2 separate regions of the Homo sapiens genome follow, and region 2 is linked to region 1. A link is an interaction called in ENCODE POLR2A ChIA-PET data of the cell type or tissue named here. Cell type or tissue: PC-9. All regions are shown on one strand.

Region 1 (8,000 bases):
ACCCTCCATATATGGGCCACCACGCGGCATCCTGGGGAGGCGCTGCAGCTCCTGTAGCCCCTGCCGAAGAGGGGACCTCCTCTGGAAGCCCTGGCCAGACTCTCAGTCGGCAGCAGATGGAGGAGAGCCCCTTGCCCTTCTGGCTTGGCTGTTTTCCTCATCAGCCTGCCTCATACTCACAGCAAGGGTCACTCCTCACCACCCCACTTTCTGCTTCTCCTTCTCTGTTGGTTTTCCTCCCTGCACACTCAGAAATGCTGCTGAAAATCCACGCTTCGCTGGTGCTCCCCACAGCCGCCTTCATTACCAACCCAAGCAGGCCAGGGCTCTCCATTTGCCGCAGCTGGAAGATAATATATAAGCCATTTGAAGCCTCATGCCTATGAATCCAGCAGCCAGTATAATAAAACACCAGGTTATTTTGTGTTTTATTAACTGCCTCTTCCCTTCAGTTTGCATAATAGTGAGTTAGATTTACATGCCGTTAAGACGGCTGTGCATTATTTTTAATAGAAGGTACGACAGGCTCCTCTCTCTCAGCCCTGGCGCGTGATAAAGTTACCTCATGCAATGTTGATGAAGGTTTCGTTCACACTTGCTGGGTCGGGGCAATGTCTTTTTTTCCAGATGGATACTCTATTGTAAAATGATTTCCCTCCATAAGCTTGACTCTCCGTCCCTCTCTTCCGTGTCATCTTCCTACGAACCGGATAAACTGCCTATTAAATTTAATTACGGCCCAAATGGCCACACATCTTGATCTCATGTTCCCTCAAGTGTACTGTATACCACCAAGGTCCTTGAGGAAGGAATAAAATAAATCTGGAGGATGCATGTCTACTCTCCACAAGGAACGTCGTGGAAGGCAAAGTTGACCACCTTCGTTTTTACAGTGTCTGTGGCACCTCGTGCAAACTCTTCTTTCTGGCTTTCCATGCAGACGTTCAAAGCAAGAGCTAGTTTTATTCACTTCCTGTAGACTGATTTTAACTGAGGTGGGGAACTAAAGATATCAGTTTGAGAAACACAGTACCTCTCCTGAGCTGTTTACATTTGTCAGAGAACCAAACGTCAGCCTTTTGTTGGATAGTAAATTACAAATATCTCATCATTTTATCTGTAAATATCTTAATATGTATTCTAAATGAAAGAAGCTCCTGCAAACGAAAGTAAAGCATCAGTGCCATTATTACCATCCTAAAATAAAATGATCTCTAACACCTAATAGCTCATATTTCTGGTTTTCTCATATATATCACCACCTCTTTACAGTTTATTTTTTGAATTAAAATTTAGATAAGGTTTACACCATGCAATTGGTTGTCAGTTTTCTCAGTATCTTAAGTCAGGTTTATTGCAGTATATTTTACATAATGTAATTTTTATCTTTTTTAAAGGTATAGTTTGATGAGTGTGATAAAAGTATACAGTCACATAACCTGACTCCAGTCAAGATGTAGAATATTTCCATTGCTCCAGAGAGTTTCCTTGTGCACCTGTGGTCAGTCCCCACCTGCCTTCCCGCTCCTGGAAAACCACTGAACTGTTCTCAATCACTATAGTTTTGCCTTTTCCAGAACGTCATATAAATGGAATCGTTTTGAGTATGGGCGTTTTATGTCTGCCTTCTTTGGTTTAGCATGCTTCCAAGGTTTATCCATGTTGTAGCATGTATTACAGTTTCCTTCCTTATTAACGCTACCTAGCATTTTCATTGCAAAGTTGTAATCACAATTTATTTATCCACCCATCAGTTAATGAGCATTTGGGTTGAGTTGCTTTCAATCTATAGATTTCTCTCTCCACTTGTTTTTCTCTCTTGCAATGTTCTTATTGAAGAAACCAGTTCATTGGTTTTGTGGATTTTCTGGCATTCTGGATGTTGATAGCTGTACCCACTTTGTGTAGTTTACCGTGTCCCTGGATTTCCTGAGGTTATCTAGAGTCTCAGTCAGATTCAAGTTTGATTTCTGGCCAGAATATTTCATGGGTGGTGGTGTGTTTTTCCATCAGGACATCAGCATGACAGGTGGCGTGTTTTTAAGAGATTAACAAGTACTGATGGTCAATGCTTAGAGCCATTCATTCATCAGAGTTAGAAAATGGTGACTCCTCATTCCTTTCTTGTTTGTTAGCTGGATAACTGCATACAGAGATACTTCCTCTCCTCTGTTACTTGATTATCCAGTGGTACAGGCATAAGATTTTAAGTGTTTTAAAAGGATGAATCCGACCGGACACAGTGGCTCACGCCTGTAATCCCAGCACTTTGGGAGGCCGAGGCGGGTGAATCATGAGGTCAGGAGATCGAGACCATCCTGGCTAACACGGTGAAACCCTGGCTCTGCTAAAAATACAAAAGGTTAGCTGGGCATGGTGGCACACGCCTGTAATCCCAGCTACTTGGGAAGCTGAGGCAGGAGAATCGTTTGAACCCGGGAGGTGGAGGTTGCAGTGAGCTGAGATCGTGCTACTGCACTCCAGCCTGGGTGACAGAGCGAGACTCCGTCTCACACACACAAAAAAAGGATGAATCCAGGCTAAAAAAAATGTAGCTGTCCCACCAACAACCTGCCTGCTCAAGGCTGACATGTCACCCCCTCTAATTGGAAACACATTGAATTTCTCCCCTCCTATAGAGCTTCCCGGAAACTGTATCTGATGACATTTTCTCTCTCTCCTAGAATTCCAGTGCTGACCATCGAGTCCGACTGGACCTGGGCCTCTGGGACAAATTCAGTGAACTGGCCACCAAGTGCATTATTAAGATCGTGGAGTTTGCTAAACGTCTGCCTGGTTTCACTGGCTTGACCATCGCAGACCAAATTACCCTGCTGAAGGCCGCCTGCCTGGACATCCTGGTATGTGCCTTTTTGAGCTCTCAATGGGTCTGGGGAGGGAGAGAGGGCACCGTGGAGGGGAGGGAGGGGACCAAGAGACATTGAAGATCTCCAGAGGAGGTTTTGAGTTTCGACTCTAGCACTCACCTGACTTAGTAGGTGGACTCACCTAGCCTCTGGCTCCTTATCTGTGAAATGGGCTGAATTCCCATCCCTCAGGCTCACTGAGGTCTGCGAGGCTCAAATGGGCTGAGGTTGGCAAACTCTACAGGTGAATGCTGGTCTGTTTCTAAGTTTACCCCAGACCCCCTGATTTTACAAGAAACAAAATCATCACATATGCTCTCAGGACCCCTGGCACCTGTAAGTTACTGAGTAATCATTGCCACTCTTCCTCAGGTCTGTTTAGCAAACAGGACACATAAACATTCAAGCTTCCTGTGCGACCACCACACACGGGGACCTCTCTCCTCCTAAGTGGGAGTGCGTTCGTGTGCTTAATTATAGTAACTGTATTTGCTTTGCAGAATGGTTTATACCCAAAGCTATGAGAGACCTAATAAAAAAGCAATGTTTTTATAGCACTTCAAAAGCTGATTTTACTTTCCCTATGTTCTGATGCATCCCTGGAGGCCAGTCCCCCATCCCACTTTCTCCATGGGCCTCCCTGCGTACATACGTCTAATGGGAGCTGCTCCCATCCAAGGAAACAGTCCCAGCCTGAAGCCCCCACCAGGGAAAGAGAGGGTGGACTTCCAGCCTGTGGAAGACAAAGTGTGCTGACCCCCTTACCCTCTTTAAGGCTCTAGAAGCAGTAGCGTGAGCAGGGCAGGGAGCGAAGGGGCATCAGGGATCCCCTTTTTACAGGTGAGGAAACTGAGGCCCACAGACGTGCTATGACTGAATATTTGCATCCTCCCAAAATGTATATGTTGAAGCCTTAATTCCCAATGTGATGGTATTAGGAGGTGGGGTCTTTGGGCGGGGGCGATTAGGTTTAGGTGAGGTTACAGGGTGGAGCCCCAAGATGGAATCAGTGCCCTTATGAGGAGATGAAGCCACCAGAGCTCCCTTTCTCTTTCTTGTGAGGATATAGCAGGAAGGCAGCTGTGACCTAAGATGAGAGCCCTCACCAAGAACCCAGCCATGCCAGCTCCCTGACCTCAGACTTCCAGCCTCTAGACCTAGGAGAAGCAAATGTTGTTGTTTAAGGGGCCAGGTCTCTGTTACAGTAGCCTGAACTAAGACAGGAGGGCAGGGATCTTCCCAAGGTCACAGATGGGGGTGGTGCAAGATCGGGGTGGAGTGGGGTATACGGCCAGAGTGGTACTGGGCTACCTCCAGGCCTAACAGGATGTAAAAGAGGATATGAAGCATAAACAGGAGCCCTTAGGGATAGCAGAGATGAGAGAGTTGTGGGCCACAGTGAGCTAGACCACCAGAGAGTAACAGAGACAATGTGGGCGAATCAATAATGATGTTAACAATGAGCTATTAGAATAATGAATGAAAATTACTGGGCCTTTTAATGCTTTCCTGACAAGAACTTAAAATGTAACACTCAGTAGAATTTCCCCTAAACCTCATAACACTTCCAAGATATTAGCAGAGACTGGAGTTACCACCACAGTGTCTGAGTGGTCTGTGAGGTGACTCACAGCAAATCAAGTCCACAGCAAGCAATGCTGTGTCATTCTGACAGCCCTGCATCACGCAGCCACCCAGCAGGGCCTGGAGCCTTCCCAGGCCTCAGGCTCTGACCTTGACCTTCTGCTTGTTTCTTAATCCTTCTTTTGTCTAGTTGCCAGATGATGACAGTTTGTGATACTCAGCCCCAACATATGGAGTGAGAGGTATGCTTTGAGATCCTCCGGGAAAGTGTCTTATTTCTGCACAGCCACACACTTAGTGATCAGGGTGCAGTCTCCACAAGATTTAAATCCCCTTCCTCAATTTAGAAATCCCCTTCCTGCCTCCAGCACCTCTCTTCCCACATCTCAGCTTACACTGAATCCTGCAGCACTCTTCCAGCCCCATGGATCCAAGCATTAGCCATTAGCCCCTTGGTAGAGTCAGTAGAACAGAAACCAATTTTTGTGACCTTGGTGAAGTTATTTAACTTCTCTAAGCCTCTGTTTACCTATGTACAAAATAGAAATGCAAATCAACAAGGCATTAAATAAGGTAATTACTTAAATGGGATTAAATACATTAACAGCTGTAATACCTAGCACGTAGTAGGTACTTAGCCAATGATGTTGATGACAAGGCCAAAGCTGGGTTAACGTGGGCAATTTCAGCCCTGTGGTGGGAATCAGGAAACTTTCAACCACTCCTTCCTGGGCCATGGGGGTGAGGAGTCTGGGTTGGGGTGCAATAGGCCAGGGAGGAAAATGTCCCGATAGTTAAAGGGCAAAGACCTCCAATCATACCAGACAAAGTTCGAAGGAATACCCATTTGGCCCTAGGCAAGAGCTTGTTTCCAAGAATTTGTAGCAAAGGCAATTAATCACAAGATCCTGAAAGTACGCAAGTTCAAAGAGCATATTTTGAATGAGAATATTAACTGGCAGAGCTGTTTAGAAGAATCTTCTTATCTAAGTCATTGATATATGGATAGAGTGGGACAGAGTAACCAGGCGGATGGACAGACAGACAGACCCAGGCTGAGGTTATTCTCAGACCCTAGAAAGGAAACCCAGGCTGTCTCAAGGGTCACCAGCCCTGATTGAGTACCGCCTGTTCAGAGCCACGTGTCTCGTGTTGTGTGTGGTCTCTCAACAAGACAAGGTAATGCTTCCAACTGCACGCCTGCCAGGGCTGGCACTTTCACAGGAAGATGCGGTCAGCTGCGGGACACGCAGCCGAGGCTCTCCAGGAAGGGTTGATTCAGAATCATGAGGTGAGAGCCCTCATAATACAGGCAGATGGGGATGGAAGGCCTCACCTGTCCTGCCCTTGCTCACCTTCCAGGGGAATTTCCCATCCTAGCCTTTGCTCGGTGGGGACCATTTAGTGGGCAGCCCACAGCCGGGCTTCCTTCACGAGGTTGGGTCCAGAAGATTCTGAGGCCACACTTTGAGTTTCATGTTTTCCCACAGGAGCCAAGTAGCCAAAAATGTCTCTATTAAGACAGGCAGCCTCTTCATAACCACTGCAGATGGGTTTTTTATGTTTCTTTCTTCACTCAAGAGTTGGTAGCATCCTAGGGCTGTGTTCAGGCAAGTGAGGGAGCCCCGGAGCAGGAGTGACCCCTTCACCTGGCTCTGCCCCCATGTTTCCTTCTCGTTCAATCTCCTTTATGCCTTTTCTTCCACTCTCTCTCACCTGCCTCTTCTCCTCTGCACGTAATTAGGATCAAGTCTCTCTCAACTTAAAATAAAAATCGTAAAAACAAACCTTGAGGTGGTCAGACTTCGGTTTCTCTGCCTCTTCTCTCCCTCCACCCCTCTTCCCTCCCTCCCATCCTTCTCTTCTTCCTTCCGCAAATATCTGTTGATGACCTACTGTGTGCCGCGCACTATTCTAGGCTCTGAGGAGGCAGCAGAGGGAACCAAGCTAAAACCCCAGCCCTCATGGAGCCGACCTTCTCCTGGTGGGGGGACACAGACAGTAAGCAAGCAGATACGTGGATTAGACAGCGTCTTACATGCAACAGAGGAGAACAGAAGCAGAATCAGGGATGGAGCACAACAAAGGAGGGCTGGGGCTTGTTTCTGTAGCTCAGACACAGGTGGCATTTGAAGAAACCTGAATGAAGAAACAATTTCCCAGTGTTTCCCAGAAAGAGCCAGGCCCAAGAAAAGACACTGATGGGAGGGGTGTGTGAGTCGTGGGGAGCCTAGAGAGAGTGGAGTTCAAAGGCCCTGGGGCAGAGGAAGCCCCGGCAGGTTGGAGGAAGTGAGTGTGCCTGGAAGGGAGTGAGCCAGCGGGGGCGAGACCTTAGATCCTGGAGTGGGGCCTGTGATCGTGCACAGATTCTCCTTCTTGGTATCCTATAGAGTCACTGGGTTTTGAGCAGAGGTGTACCACGGTCTGACTTTTGGTTTAAACGTTTGCTCTGTCTTGTCATGTAGCACTGCGTCAATATTGGTTGAAGTCATGATTCTCACATGTATTTACTGAGCACTTACCTCGTGGATGTGAGATGGCAGAGTGGAGGGTCCCTGCCCTGTTGGACTCTACAGTCAACTCCAACCCCGCCTGGCCTGCCCCTACTTTTGCCACAGTATTTATCTCCTCCCCTCACCCTCCGCCCCCACCCCACTGCACGCAATCCTGGCTCCACATAGATCCTGCTTTCCTTCAGCTTGCCCCAGCTGTTGAATGTGGGCTCTGAAACTAGCTTGCCTGGGTTCAAAATCTGGCTCTGCTGCTTACTAGCTGTGTGACCTTGGGAAAGTTACTTCCCTCTCTGAGCCTCAGTTGCCTCGTATTTACAATGAAGATGGCAATAGAAGCTTCCTTTCAGGCTCTAGAAAGCATGAAATGAAGTAGCACGTAGAGCTTGGAACAGTGTGTGGCACCCTACAGGCCTCAGTTATGTTCGGTATTATTGTTAAGTCGCACTATGCCCTCAGGGGTCCTGTTATTGTCCACATTTTGCAGGTGAGGCAGCTGAGGCCCAAGGGGAAGGCAAAGACCCATAGAGCTCCCTGGAAGAGTTTCCAGCCTCTGGATAAAGGAGGGCAAAATTGCTTTTGCAAAATAGAAAACCTTGAACAAATTTTCGGATGAGAAAATGACTTGCTTTGCCAGGGTTTGTTTAAAGACTGTGGTGGAGAATTCATTAAGTGCTGTATTTTTTACAATGAAATTAAACCATGTGGGAACACAGCAAGGGATAATGATTCACTTGTGATTCTGAAGACAGGGTTTTCATATCAGCCCCGTGGGCAAATGATGGGGAAAGCTGGTATGCCACAGTGATGCGTGGGTGGTGCAACCAGGCCACTCAGCAGAAGCAGCGAGAGGGTCCTTCCTTCCTGGACAGGGGCTCATGCCATCTTGCCTCTGCCGGGGTTGCCCTTGTAAAAGAGCCACTGCCTATGTTTCTCAAAGCTGGAACTTCAGAAGCGGGACTGATTGTATTTGTCAACACAGGAGGAAGCTCAGAGAGGGGAAGTGACTTTCCCCAGGTCGCGCAGCTAGTAAACAGTG
Region 2 (8,000 bases), 870 kb before region 1:
CTTCTTATGAGGATGTAAGGGTGGTCACCAGCACCTCCAGGCTTAGTCAACCCAGCAGAAAGAGGGAGGCTTTTTGCCCAGCTAGCCAAACTCTCAGATTGGCGAAGTGTCATTTCCTTTCCTGAACCAATCACTGTAATTGGAAAGATAGGACTGGCCAGGCATGCCAGGATACTCTTAGAAAATGGCTAGGTGTGCCAGGGGTCTTTTAGAAAGTTTGGCTTATATGCACTCCAAAGAGGACCTTTGGACTTTTGTAATGCGGCAATTTTTCTTGGGCAAAAAATTAAAGGACTTTTGTTGGAAAATGCTTTGAGCTATTTCAGAGTTCTACCCTACTTTATCAAAGAATCACTTCATTAATTAAAGCCAGGGAAAAAACATACTTAGACTCTTGGTCAAAGATGCTTAAAATATTAAGCTTTGATCCTGTACCTCCCAGGATCCCAGAGTGGAGTCTACCATATTAAAAGCACATTAATTGAGGGTGTGGGAAAGATGAATACACCGAAGGAATGCCCTGGTGCAGTTATGAGAAGGGGGAAATGAATGCTGGACACGGAAAAACAATGTATACTCAATGTATACTCATCAAGTATAACACATTTTATATCTACACAATGTTCAATGAATATTTTTTGAGTACAGCAGATAAGGCACTCTCCTAGGTACTGGGGATATATTAAGAGAGAATTATCAAGAAGCTTACCATTGAATGGAGGAAAGAATGAATAAAGAAATGTATCAGAAGTATCAGAAAAGAAGGTGGTTTGACTTAATAGGGGAAGAAAAGTTGCTATGGGAACTACAGGCTGGGCAACAACATCAGTCCTGAGGCAGGAGGCAGGAATGACTTCCCAGAAGGAGGAGGTGATATTGAAGCTGAGATTCCAGAGGAACAGAAGGAGTTAGTCTGATAAAAGGAACTTCTCTAAATCTATGTGAGCTTGAAGTTTATCATCTTGTAAAACACTAGCAAAGATTAGATATCTTCAGTTCAGCTTTGAGGGTTGTTAAATTCAGAAGCTATAAAGAGAGCAGCTGGCTTTGAAGCAAGTTGTTGAAATTTCTGGAAACTACTCCCAGCAGAGTAGGAGAGTATCCTGAATATGAGTATTTATTTTGGGGATGCTATGGGAAGAATATTTTTAAGAAGAAGACCACCACTGTAACTTAATACCACAAAATAAAACTTAGTTTGGATGTCAAGCAAAATGAAGTTTTAAAATAAGTAAGCAACGTAAGGTTTGTTTTCAAAGAAGAGGGAAGAAAAGGGAGACTTCCTAGAACAATGGGTTTAGTCAAGGCTCGCAAGTATTTGGAACAGAGGAAATTTAGGCAGTGCTGGGGTTGGAGCGTGACTATGGGAAAGTCTTGAGCAGACGGAAAGTCAGGGAAGGAGCAGTAAATGGCAGGGTTCATCTGCGTTTCTGTGGCCTTTGTGAATGTAAGTATTTGACTGAGAGTACTTAAGGTATTTACTACTGCATCCCATGAGTCAGAAAAATCTGTTTCCAACATTCTATTACAAGTTATAGGATCTGACCAACCCCAAGTAACTTACACAAGAACATTGAATTTGTGAGAAGGATGCTGAATAGTTTATAGTTTGAGGGAGGCATTGGAAAACCAGTCCTCAATAAAAAAGGATACAGGGTGGTTCTAGAAATAATTAGTTATCAAAGTGTTATCCCTAAACCAGAAACATCAATATCACTTTGGAACATGTTAGAATTGGAAATTCTCATCCCCACATCAAACTTATTAAGCCACAAATCTTGGAGTGGGGTCCATCAGTGATGTTATAACAAGCCCTCAGGTGATTCTGATGTAAACTTGAGTTGGAAAATCACGCCTGAAATTTTAGGACCAGAACACCTTCAGCTATTTCTCTACTGCATACTGTCCTTGAATGACTCAGCTCTAAAAACACTTATGTCTCTTGATGTAGCCATCCAAAAATGAACTCCTAGAAAGTAGAATGTGAATGGACACCTCTGGTTGTGTGCCCATTTCTGTGTCTGGTGGTGGAACTTGGTGACATGCTTGACAGCCACCAGAACATGGAATGAGAAAAGGAAGTTCCCTGTGAAAAAAGTGGGGAGAGGGGTTATAAACAAGGAACAGAATTCTGACCAATCAGCAGACATATCAGATGGAGATTTTTGAAGGGTAAGGTGGAATTAGTCTCTTGTCAAAGGGATTCTGGACCCCATTACAGGATGAGTTACAGAATCAAAAAATCCACAGAGAAAATTAATTTAGTGTTTGTTTTTTTCTCACTGTAAAAATTCCATATGCTTAAAATGCTTAATTCAACATTGCCTGATTTCAATATTTTAAATGATGTCAACAAGTAATGTTTTCTAAGCATTTTTTTCCATTGAAAAAAGAAAATGGCATAAAGAGCCACTGCCCATATACTGATGAACTTCCGAGATGTATTTCTCATCACCAGAGGTTTTCTTGTACTCAGAAGTAAACGTAATAGAACACTAGAATATTAGAGCTAGAAATCATCTAGTCCAGCTGTTCCATTTTAGAGATGAGAATGTTGATGCCTAGGAAGTTTGACAGACTTGCTCAAAATCACATCCCTGATTTCAGTCTTTATGGGGTGGTATGATAATTCATTTGGAAATGAATCCAATGTCTATTTTCTTATACGTGGCCAACTAAGAGAAAACTAATCATCTGTTGGCAATGTCTCAGGCATTTCTTTCTTGTTTTGGACAATCTCACTCTCACCCGTGCTCTTTTCACTCCCTTCATTCTCCTTCATTTATCCAGTCACCAGACAGCCTGCTGGCCAACCAACCAACCAGCCAGCCAGCATTTAGCCTGCCTATTTAATTCTTCTTAAAATAGCTAGTTATATAAAGATGAACAAGACATAGACCTTGTTCTCTGGCTCAGATCCAGACTAGAGCCCAAGCCTTCTGACTCCTAGTTTAGAGACTCCACTTGTTAGGCATTAAAGTGACTAATAGAATACTGGCTGTGGAGATATTATGGGAACACAGGCCAGAAGCTTGACTTTGCCTTGAACTGCCCTTCTCCCTCTTGCAGTTTCTGTATTCATTTCCCTGGTGTGATGAGTTAGAGTTTTCTATACTTTGAGTTACTGGAAGGAATCTTTTTGTGAAGATAGTGCCAAAAAGGAATCAAGTAAAACTACTTAGGAAAATTCTATAGTCCTAACTGAGAAAGAAAAACTTCATAGTATTTGGTGGCAGGGATGAAAGTTATCTCCTCTAGAGATAGTGTTTAGTGTCTTCTGTAATAACAAATTCCCTATTTTGATCTTTGCAAGTGTCCTACATCTGGAAATCCAACCCTGAATGCCTCTATAAATTGTGAGAGATAGGAAGCATTACAAAATGGGGAGTTCTGTGTGGAAGCAATGATATTGCTTTTCATTATGGCAAATGAGATAGACCTAGTTCTAGTCCCTAGAATCTTAGATCTTTAGTTTCTCTACCTCTACTCTTAAGCTTTTCATCTTGATCTCCTCTGCCAAATGTACAACCTGTGAAAGTGGCTCCTACACTATAGAGGGGAAAAGAAGGATAACCGAACAGGACTAGTGTCCATTCCTTGAAAATACTAAAGTCATGGAGACTCACCTCGGGGATTTTTCATGTGCTGCCTACTCTTCAGGGCAGGTTCCTGAGTCTTCATAAGGCTGCCTCATCCTTAACTCAAAAGTCACCTACCTCAAGAAGCTTCTGTGATGACTGTTCTCCAAGTGGCCATCAAGTTACTGGGATAGACTGACTTCAAAAATGCCAAAAATTTTCCATCCCTTTATGTACCCACACGTTTTGCCTCTCATCAAGAGGTAGAATCTACTTTCCTACCGCTTGAATCTGGGCTGTTCTTGTAGATTTGATCTGGCCAATAGAATGAAACTGAAGCAACATGAGCGCAAGTGCGACCTGCTGGAGGATGACAGCCCATGTGTAGGAGAGCTCAATTGTCTCAGCCATTGTCAGTACTGATCCCCACACGTCAAGCAGACTCATGCCAAGATCAGTAGAACCATTGACCCAATATACTACCGTCCACTGACAAGTGATTAAGCCTGGCTGAGCCCAGAAGAACCTTTCATTTAGCTGATCTGTAGCAATAGTAAATTCTTACTGATTTAAGTCACTGAATTTTGGGGTAATTTGCTACATAGTATTAGCTAACCTATATGTAATCACTTCTTCATAGTTTTTATTACTATCTAAAGTTATGTTTCTCATTAAATTCAAGCTATATAAATTTCAAGCAAAAAAAGTAACATGCACAAAGTCCTATATATAAAAAGTTAGAGTTTACTATATGTATATGTGACATCTGTGGACTGATCAAGCTGTTTGTTAGCTTAGAAAAAAAATACATTGTTTTAGGAATACTGCATCATTTTGATGTTATTACTTTTGGTAGTATATAAATATAACATTTTGTTCCTAGAGATACTTAAGAAATAAATGGTGCAAACTAAAAAGTCATAAATGCAAACTATTTATATGAACCAACAACTTACATTTACAGAGTCAATTAACAAGTATATACTGTGGCAGTTTCCTGACTTCATCCATTGGCAGAGCGTGCAACTCACGGATGGGCCTCAGGGCTGCTGTGTTTTTCTGTAGGACGTCATGCTTTTGGAAGACACTGTCACAGGGTGAGGCTTTCAGGGCCCCTCCATCCTGGTCAAAGCTGAAACCTCAGGCCCTCTCTGGTTCAGTTAAATGAAGCTCATCTCCTCTTCAGAGATGTGAACCAGAAGGATCAGGGCCTTCAACTGGGTCAAATCTTAGGAGTAGGAATGTTGAGGAAAGGTAATAATCCTCAGGCATACTCAAGGAAAAATTTGTGGTAACCCAATGGGGGACTGAGTTTATGTGGGGGTATTTTAGGGATAGAAACATAGCAAGCTATGAAGACTTAACCTTTTTTTTATACAGATGTATGATTAATACACTAAAGGGCAAACCCTTGAAAATGTAGTTGTTAGTAAAAAGAACAACAAGCAAGGAACTGAGCTACTATGGGCCAGGCGGAATACTGTGGGAGGTTGACTTTTGAGATCTCATTTAGTCTTCACAAACACTTTTTAATGTATGCCAATATAACTATACATCTTACATGGCAATAAACTGAGTCTCAGAAAGTATGTTCAACCAAGGTTGTACAATACTGACAAGGTCAAGCTGATAATTCCTTCCTCCTCATCTTAGATTGTTACTGCAGAATTGCAACACACTTTTATACAGTTCTCCGTAAATTCCCAAACTCTGTTGACATCATCCTTCATTTCATGGATGGTTTCTGAAAGAAACACCCATTGGCAATACCAAAGGTGTTTCCCTTTTATAATGGCTACTTACCATGTGGGTAATAGAATCTATACTAATTTTGAATTAGAACCAGTGTCTAGCAGTCCATAATATGAAATATCAGGTGATAGGAGAATTACTCTCAGAAAATAGCAACTTCAAAGTTGTTGGCCACTAAAAAAGCTTTCTTCTTAAGCAAAAGTAATGCCCTCGTTGACTTTTATATGATTCTCACATCCAAATAAATCTGACTTTGCTCTACAGTTCTTATTTAAAGCCAGTTTATCCATTTAAAAACACCGCCATTTATTTGTTTGCCTAGGAGGAAATAGAAAGTAAAGGCAAATATCAATTTTTTTGCCATATGGTTATTTTAAATAAATATTTGGATAGAAGAATGAGTAGCATTTGAATCCATTTCTAACTTTCCTCTAACTGCTTTCCTCTCCACGAGAGGAGAATTAAACTTCACTTGCTCATATTTACCTTCCAGCCCTGGTGATTTCCTGGATTATTTGCTGTTGGTGGCTTTGACGGCATAGTGTGCAGCCCCAGGAGGCCTTCTTCCAGAAAACAGAATTAGTATTAAAATCAGTTGTGCATGAGTTTTGTATCTTTCTTTTACAATAAGTCATTAGTAAAGAGTTTTTCTTTGAGTAATTAGTTATCATTTTGGTTTCTTCTCTATTGGTGATCACTGACTCTTTTCCAGTGGACAAACATAGCCAAGAGAAACATTTTCACTCAAATAGGAAAAAAAAATAATGTGTCCACATATATCAGCTTCAAGAATGCCCCTTTCATGTCAATGGAATGTAGGTTAGAACAGCTAAAAGTAGATTGACTCTAACTTTTGCTTTAATCCTGACAAAATAGGCCAAATTTAAAACATTTCGAACAACTAATTTGGGAAATATAGGGAGAAATTACCCTACCTGTTTTTGTGATACCAGGTTAAATGCCGCATTGTTGCAAACAAGGTTTACAGGGGAAATAAATATGAACAAGTTTGTCTTGTATGCCTCAATGAAACTGAAAACATTGGTAACTGGGAGCCAGGCAAACAGAGCAATTGGAACTGTGGAAACATTACTGTTCCCAAACAAACTCCCTGCAATTACCAGCCCAGAGAACACCCACGGAGCTCTCAAACTGGGTACCAAAGAAGGTGAGGCTGCTAACTTCCAAGCAAGCAACAATAGGAAATGGAAAACCCAGCTAGGCTAAGCTTGCCCTTCTCAGCTGGCACCAGAATAACATTGCCTGAAGAAAACAACATGAAACCTGGCACATGGAGAGCCCCAAATAAAAGCTGTATTTTAGCAAATCCTGAGGAAAAGACATAGTCTTTATTTCTTAGAGAAAATACCATGTTTGCAATGTTACTAATGGTATGTATTATGTCAAAACAGTCTCCTGCTAACCAGTGCAGAATTCAGTGCTGTATCCACACGTCGTTAAGATGTTCTTTAAAACACTGAGATTTCCTGGTAGGCTAATACTTATGGCTGGCTGTGGATTTACATGTGGGCTCTGCTAGTTGAGGCCATTTCAAGATGCTGTTGATTTCTGGAGTCCTAGGGCAGCACTTCCTATGCTTTAATACAATCAGCTGGGGATTTGTTAAAATGCAGACTCCGACTCAACCGGCCTGGGGAGGGGCCTGAGATCCTGCATTTCTAACCAGCTCTCAGGTGACATTGATGCAGCTGCCCCGTAAATCACATTTTGAATTGCAGTGTCCTAGAAAACATTATACCGACATAATGAGAAATGGAGAGGGTAGTTTTGGAACCAATTAGAGTACATACTCAGGATGTGGTAGGATAAGATGGTGAACTTTAATTAGCATTTGGACATGCCTTTTGCAGTATAAGGAAAGATTACACTAACTTTGGGAAGACTTTTTGTTTTTTTTTCATGGAGCACAGAGCAGAATTTAGAAATATACTAGTATCTTTGTGTCAGAAAAGAGCTCAGATATCAACCAAAGGGTAAGGGCTTCCTGTCTAGTGCTGTTTCCACAGTTCCCAAAGGGTCTCCTCTTTTTATGTTCTGGATCAGTGCCCTGAATTTCCTCCTATAGTGCTGTATTCATTTCCTGTGGCTGCTGCATCAAATTATGACAAACTTGATGCCTTAGAACAAGATAAATGTATCCTCTTGCAGTTCCAGAATTCCAGCACCAAATTACTCTGCTGAATTCAGTGTGTCTACAGGCCTGTACTCTCTCCAGAGACTCTAGAGGAGGATCTATTCTTTGCCTCTTCCAGCCTGTGTGACTCGGGCATTCCCTGGCTTATGGCAACGTCTCTCCATCCTTCAAGGATGGAATCTTTAAATCTCTCTCTGTACCATCTTGAGATTGACTTCTTTGTGAATGTCTGTGCGGAATCTCACAGGATCTCAGTCTTTCTCTTATAAGGAGACTTATGATTGCAATTAGGGAACACCTAGATAATCTAGGATGATCTCCCCACCTCAAGACTCTTAATCACATCTACAAAGATCCTTTTTTCCAAACAAGGTAATAATTATAAGTTCTAGGAATTGGGATCTGATACTTTGGGAGACTTTATTCAACCTACTACACACAGCCAACTACTGTGGGATGTATAAATTGTACTCAGACTTACCAGCATGGCAGGTTAGAATTAGAACAAGCAGTCC

The links. ChIA-PET counts read pairs that join two places held together with the same protein. Peaks named below come from ENCODE experiments on the same cell type or tissue, not always from the same donor. Only the 100,000 strongest peaks of a DNase experiment are listed, where the experiment ranks them.
Region 2: POLR2A ChIA-PET joins it to region 1 with 15 read pairs; 2 of 35 experiments call an interaction of 5 or more read pairs at or near these places.

What each region holds. Positions count from the first base shown.
Region 1 is chr3:25,577,862-25,585,861 of GRCh38, forward strand. RARB (retinoic acid receptor beta) reads left to right here. Exons shown (of 8, transcript NM_000965.5): 5 at 2,685-2,861. Among named protein-coding and RNA genes, the nearest start is that of TOP2B, 83 kb to the right of the region's middle. In PC-9, no CTCF peak of the experiment used is centred here; a DNase peak (open chromatin) is centred at 4,550; H3K27ac peaks cover 2,002 bases.
Region 2 is chr3:24,707,239-24,715,238 of GRCh38, forward strand. No RefSeq gene overlaps it. Among named protein-coding and RNA genes, the nearest start is that of THRB, 220 kb to the left of the region's middle. In PC-9, no CTCF peak of the experiment used is centred here; no DNase peak of the experiment used is centred here.